2 separate regions of the Homo sapiens genome follow, and region 2 is linked to region 1. Evidence: chromatin contacts called from ENCODE Hi-C or POLR2A ChIA-PET data. All regions are on one chromosome and are shown on one strand. Each heading gives the region's core, a stretch centred on a gene start or an enhancer-like site at or near the end of the contact. The rest is flanking DNA. Distances are from core to core; before and after follow the strand shown. Region 1 has its middle 120 kb from the start of USP29. Region 2 has its middle 63 kb from the start of USP29.

Region 1 (3,280 bases), core at 491-2,990:
TGGGGAGCTGGTGAATGCTGGACAGCCAACTCTGGAGGCCGGGGTGGCGTGCCCGGTGGTGTTTGCCAGCTTCCATGGTGCAAATGCCTCCCCAGCATGGGCAGCTGCAGGAGCCGGCCTGCTCGCTGGGCATGGAGGTGGGAGGAGGTCAGCAGCCCCCACATCTACTGCAGACACAATGGATGTCAATCACCCCCAAACACAGACGCTAGTAAAATGTATTTAAATAACTAGGAAAGCGTATGTTTAGGGTGTTTCCTACCTTTGTTCTTTACGTCTTTTTTTTTTTTTTTTTTTTTTTTGAGACGGAGTTTCGCTCTTGTTGCCCAGGCTGGAGTGCAATGGTGCAATCTCGGCTCACCGCAACCTCCGCCTCCCAGGTTCAAGCGATCTTCCTACCTCAGCCTCCCGAGTAGCTGGGATTACAAACATGCGCCACCACGCCCAGCTAATTTTTGTATTTTTTAGTAGAGACGGGGGTTTCTCCATTTTGGTCAGGCTGGTCTCGAACTCCCGACCTCAGGTGATCCGCCCACCTCAGCCTCCCAAAGTGCTGGGATTACAGGCGTGAGCCACCGTGCCCGGCTTACGTCATTTATTTAATTTTGAAAGTGCATGGAGTGTCCTGTTTACTAAACGATGTGCTTAAACATCTCACAAACTTCCTGCGAGTTGACGCGTTGGTTCCTGTCCTCCAGTAGAAGCTGGCTCCAGCACACCCCTGCTGACAGCACTCTACAGTTTCCATCTGAATTCTGCTGGTGAGCCCTGCCCGGGAAGGATTCAGACTCAGTCCCCCACGACACTGAATCTCAGGCCCTAGAGTAAGATGTTCGGTCAGAAATGACCCCAGTCCCTACACAGCAGAGGGTGCAGTGACCTGGGACACGTTCCCCCTGCTCTGCGGCAGTGACGGCTACCCGGGGTGGGAGAGACGGGGGTGGGCGAGGGGTGGCCTTGGCCCCAGGGGTAGCCTTGCTCCTTCATGTGTATGGCCTGAATCCTTCCTGCTGCAGCTCGCGGAAGAGTCAGGGATGGAATGCAGGGGCTGCAAGAGGAGGAGGGGAAGGAAGGACCGTCTTGAGGTTTGGGCAGCTCTGCTGAAAACAGGAGTGAAGATTTGGGTAAGCTTGATGTGCAAACACCTCTCTGACACGATGTCATAAGGAGCATGTGTTGCCACTATCCCAAGCGTTTCCACACGCACGGATTCATTTCCTTTTTCCAGCCGCCCTGTGGGGTGGGACGCGTGGCGTCATTGTCTGCATCAGAAGTGGAAAGAGACTCAGAGAAGTGAGGCGGCTCGTCTGGGGTCACGTGGGAGGAAGCAATGCGCAAGGACCCTGCGGGAAGGCTTTCCCCCCTCTTTGCACGTGGGTCTTATTATTATTAATGTTATTTTTAGTTTATGATTTGTTGTATGATTTTTAATTTCATGATATTTATTTTTTATTTTATGGTATGTGCCTATGAACACCCACCTAGGACATGTAGGGAATAGGAGGTAGCGTGTACTATCAGCATTTAAAACACTGGAAATGGGTCTAGAAGAAGGTTGGCATATTCTGCAGTCCAGCATCCTGGCTGGACGCCGAGCTCCGGAGCCACGGACCGTGGCCTCAAACTCAGCCGAGGTGTTGCCTGTGTTCCTAAGCCATCCATTTCGCCATTACCTTCTTACAATTTCTGGAAACTTCCCCGCTGGCCTCCCAGAATGCACACACAGTAACTCTAAGAATAAAACGAGCACATCCACGTGGCTCAAACAGCGGCTGGGCACTCAGTCAATGCCGAAACCACTTAGTGCTGAGGTTTTAAAGTCTTACTTTCACTAATACATTTCTATTGGCAGAGAACAAACAAGATCCCCATTCTCCTGGCATCCGTACGAGCTGGTCACAGAGCATTTTGCTTTGCAACAAAAGACGTTCTTGTTTCAGTCCAGACACACTTGGGACAGGTAATGCTTTGAAAGGTACTTATTGCTTTTTTCAACAAACGTTTATTAAGTACCTACTTGTGCCAAGCTGAAGTTTTGAGTCCCCACCCTCCAAGTCTGGTTTTGGGGACTTCCTCTTTTCATTCCTCAACCCCCTCGCCTTCCGCACCCTGCTGCGGTTTCCCTGGTGACAGCCCGAGCCCGCCTCAGTGGTCCCACCAGGTAGGTGCTCCCTAGGGGAGGACAGGGTGGACGGATGGCAGAGGAGGATTGAGAGGCCAGGCCTGCTGTGCCTCAGCCGGGGACACAGGTGCCTCTTCCGGGCACACTAAAGCACGTCCTGAGCCAAGGTCTGCAGAACTACAGTTGCGCACGCCTCTGCAAACGGTTGGCGGTCACAGTGCCCTCTGAGTGGTACTGAAATCAGTATTATCTGCTCTCTCCACCCGCCCACTCCATGTATTGCTGGAGTCCTTGCCTTCTGCCAGGAACGGTTCAAGGTACGCAGAACGCAATGATCGTCAAACGCAAGCCAGCTCTGTCCTTGTTATGGGCTGAATCGTGTCCTACTCCCTCAAAAGAAATCCATATGTTGAAGCCCTGACCCTCAGTATCTCAGGATGAGATTGTATTTGGGGCTGGATTTTTAAAGAGGTGATTACCTTAAAATGAGGATTTAAGTGTGGGCCCTCTTTCAACGGGTGTGTGTCCTTATAAGAAGAGGAGATTAGGACACAGACACACACAGAGGGACGACCCCGTGCACGAGCCAAGGAGGCCTCAGGGGAAACCAACACTGCTACACCTTGACCTTGAACTTCCAGCCTCCAGAACTCTGAGAAAACAAATCCGTGCTGTTGAAGCCTCTCAGCATGCAGTGCTTTGCTATGTCAGCCCCTGGAAAATTCATACAGCCCATGTTCCCATGGGAGTCTTGTGGGACAGAGATCTTGATTAAAGAAAAAAAAAAGGGCTGGGTGCAGTGGCTCATGCCTGTAATCCCAGCACTTGGGAGGCCGAGGCCAGCAGATCACTTGAGGTTGGTGGATCACCTGAGGTCGGGAGTTCGAGACCAGCCTGACCAACATGGAGAAACCCCTATCTCTACTAAAAAAATACAAAATGAGCCGGGCGTGGTGGTGCATGCCTGTAATCCCAGCTACTCGGGAGGCTGAGGCAGGAGAATCCCTTGAACCTGGGAGGCAGAGGTTGCAGTGAGCCGAGATCATGCCACTGCACTCCAGCTGGGGCAACAAGAGAGAAACTCCATCTCAAAAAAAAAAAAAAATCTCTAGTACAGTCAGTAAACACACATAGCGCCTACCGGGCTCCAAACAATCG
Region 2 (3,280 bases), core at 210-2,709, 54 kb before region 1:
TCCAAACTATATCTCTAAATCCTCTTTTCCAGCAGCTTTTCTCTAATTTCCAAACAATGACCATCTTCTCTAACGTGTTGCTTTGTATCTTGGGTGCTCGAAACAGTAAGTTCTCAGTAAACCCCAGCTATTCTGCTGCCGTTCTTGCTTCTTATTTTATTATGATTTTTCCACCAGTCTGGAGCATTCAGTACGGGATACATTTTGCTATTACATACCACACATGACATTGACTATATTACTTGTTTTTTGGTCTGTGTCTTCCATTAGATGGTGAGTATCTCAGGGGCAAGGACCATGTCCTAATGCCCAAAACAGTTCCTAGCAAAGAGTCAATAATCAATAAATGCCTGTAGAACCAGATCATAGCATATCTAATGCATAACTCCCAAGCAATGAGCTGCATTTCCCTAGTGTATTCTATAGCTTCAGTTTTGTGGGTAAAAATGCTTATGCAAGCTGCTCTTTTTCCAGCAATAGACAGTATCAGGTAGTGACCTTCCAAGGGCACATATGCATGGGGCTTTGGTTCAGAAGTCAGCTTTCTGCAAGAGTCTTTACAAAACACAGATATGGAAATGTTTATGGAGGACATGGTATCATGTCTGGGATTTGCTTTACAAACAATGCCAGTGATGTGATGGGGGTATAGACACAACAGGTTGGGCCATGAGCTGATGACTGCAGACAATGAGTAGAAGGGATTTCTTATGCTATTTTGCCTACCTTTGTATATTCTCAAACTTTTTCCATGATACTGCCCCCCCGTCCATCCCTTCTCACAAGCAAAGCCAAGGTAATCTTTCCACACAACAGATAGGACAACATCATTCTCCCATTTCAAATTCCCACTACCTTGTGGAAAGAATCAGAAAGAGGCAAATCTTGCTTAATTCTCACCACACTCAGGGCTTCGAATGCTTATCGGTTTCATGGGAAGAAAATGAAATACTGATAAAACCTGCGATGACATCTTTGGCTCCAGCAGTTATAGGCTTTCCTCCTTGGGGAGCAGCGTTCACAGCTATTTTCCCTTCTGCAAGCATTTTACTGCAAAGCAATTGTGAATGATGAATTGAGCATCTCAGAAATCATCAGCAATATATTCTGAGCAAACTGCCGAAAGGAAGCTTCGCCCAGCAATTCCCAAACCAGCAGTTGTTTATCATGTGTGCGGCCTATATGTAATTGGGATTCTGTGTTCCATTTCTTTGGGTACCTCCAAAGCTGTCTGCATCATGATTCTCCAGGGACTCAGAAAACAAAAGTGTTCTCCATCTTTTGAAGCGAATAAAGTTCTATAACGCAAACCTTGAAGGTCACGTTTCCCAGGGGCGGACATACCTAAAGCATGTGTCATAGGATCAGCTTTCCTTACAGCTAATCCCCCCAACAGCTGGGCTGGCTCTGTGACCTGTCAGACTGCTTCTGACCAGCCCGTGGTCCTTCACGGAAGGCTACGGGGATCGAGCTGACTGCCTTGATCAGCGGCAGCTGCTGCAAGCTGTTGGCAAGGGAGCTGCTGTTGATAGCCTTGAGCTGCATGAAATTTGTCACAGATGACGAGTCAACGTATAATTCACCCTTGCTGTGTAATTCTGAAAGGCACTCCCCCGTAATGAAAAGGGAGACATTATTTGAGGCATCCTTGGTCACTCTCCAACTTGCCCTATAGCAAATTATTCCACCCACCATGAGGGTCTTAGGACACACACCCACATTTTCCCAAAATTAGAGACGTGGCTTTACTGACTTTTTGTGGATAGAGGACCCTAGGAATCCAGATAAAGCCTCCAGGTATCCTTTCAGAAGAACAGGAATGTTTTAACAAAATACGACAACAACAACAACAACAACAACCCAAACTCCAGAAGACTCCAGCAGCAAGAATGGCTTGTGGGTCTTTTTCTTTTCTTTCTTTCTTTTTTTTTTTTTTTAATTTATTTTAGGTTCAGGGATACATGCGGAGGTTTGTTATATAGGTAAAGTGCGTGTCTCAGGGGTTCGGTGTACAGATAACTTTGTCACCCGGGTAGTAAGCCTAGTACCTGATAGGTATCTTTTCTGATCCTCTCCCTCCTCCCACCCTCCACCCTCAGGTCTGCCCCTCCTGGGATCTATGGGTTCTTGTTGTTTAGCTCCCCCTAATAAGTGAGAACCTGCAGTATTTGACTTTCTGTTCCTACATTAATTTGCTAAGGATAATGGCCTCCAGCTCCCTTCATGTTACAGCAAAGGACATGTTTTCCTTCTTTTTTGTGGCTGTGTAGTATTCCATGTTATATAGGTACCACATTTTCTTTATCTAGTCTACCATTGATGGGCATTTACATGGATTCCATGTCTTTGCTGTTGTGAATAGTGCTGCAATAAACATACGCATGGGGCTTTTAGGAACAGATTTCCGTCGATCTCTTCCCAGTTCTTTGTCTAGGTTGCCATTCACCTTCACGCCTCCTCCACCCTCAGATTACTCTGTATCTTGTCAGAAATGCACACATGAGGCATTTGACAGCACAGACTCACTCTCCAACCCTGCCAAGAGAGTTGCTCTTTCAGGACCTCCATTTCTCCACTTTGGACAGGGGATAAGAATGATTCCCACCTCCCAGGCTCCCCCAAAGGTTAAAGTAGGAAATGGGGTTACCATGCTCGGCATGTGGCTGGGAGTTGTGTGTCTTAGAGTGTGTGTGAATGTGAGTCGGTGAGAGGTGATCCTAATTACTGAATGGGATTTAATCATCCCTTGCTCTTGTGTAGCAGAAATCTTAGTCTAATTCAGGGTTCTATGCTGTTAGAGGCTGCTATGACCTCAATGGTGCTCCTTGACCAAAATTTACATTGAAGCTCTAACCCCCAATGTGACTGTATTTGGAGACAGTGCTTTTAGAGAGGTAATTAAGATTATATAAGCTTCATAAGGGTGGGCTTTTAAGTCAATATAACCGGTATCTTCATAAGAAAAGGGACACCAGTTCAGGTCTCTTCCCCTACCCCACCACCTCTGCCATGTGAGGACACAGCAAGAAGGTGGCCATCTGCAAGCCAGGAAGAGAGTCCTCACCAGGAACAGAATTTGCCAGCACCATGATTTTGGACTTGCAGCCTCCAGAACTGTAAGAAAATACATTTTTGTTGTTTAAGCCACTCAGTCTGTGTGATTTTGTTATGGCAGCTGGAGCTAATGAACACAGGACCTAGGCTCCTTCTGTCTTGTTATTCTGAATTCTTCACCAGGTGGCTTCTACCTCACTGTCTAGAGAGCTGGCTGAATTCAGGC

What was found. Hi-C counts contacts between places; a loop is a spot of excess contacts on that map. ChIA-PET counts read pairs that join two places held with the same protein, here RNA polymerase II (POLR2A). Pooled maps may share reads with other maps.
Region 2: a map of adrenal gland shows a loop between it and region 1 (1.9-fold over the local background). The contact joins two enhancer-like sites. A Hi-C loop is called at or near these places in 3 of 168 maps with a recorded cell type or tissue (adrenal gland, ovary and spleen) and 2 of 50 pooled maps. POLR2A ChIA-PET finds 5 or more read pairs at or near these places in 1 of 52 experiments (PC-3).

Annotation. Positions count from the first base shown.
Region 1 is chr19:57,001,414-57,004,693 of GRCh38, reverse strand. No RefSeq gene overlaps it. Among named protein-coding and RNA genes, the nearest start is that of USP29, 120 kb to the left of the region's middle. Within about 2 kb of position 1,740, at least 2 of the 41 ENCODE cell types and tissues checked have a DNase peak (open chromatin) inside an H3K27ac peak, as active enhancers do; they include ovary, where a contact is called at or near this core.
Region 2 is chr19:57,055,339-57,058,618 of GRCh38, reverse strand. No RefSeq gene overlaps it. Among named protein-coding and RNA genes, the nearest start is that of USP29, 63 kb to the left of the region's middle. Within about 2 kb of position 1,459, at least 4 of the 41 ENCODE cell types and tissues checked have a DNase peak (open chromatin) inside an H3K27ac peak, as active enhancers do; they include ovary, where a contact is called at or near this core.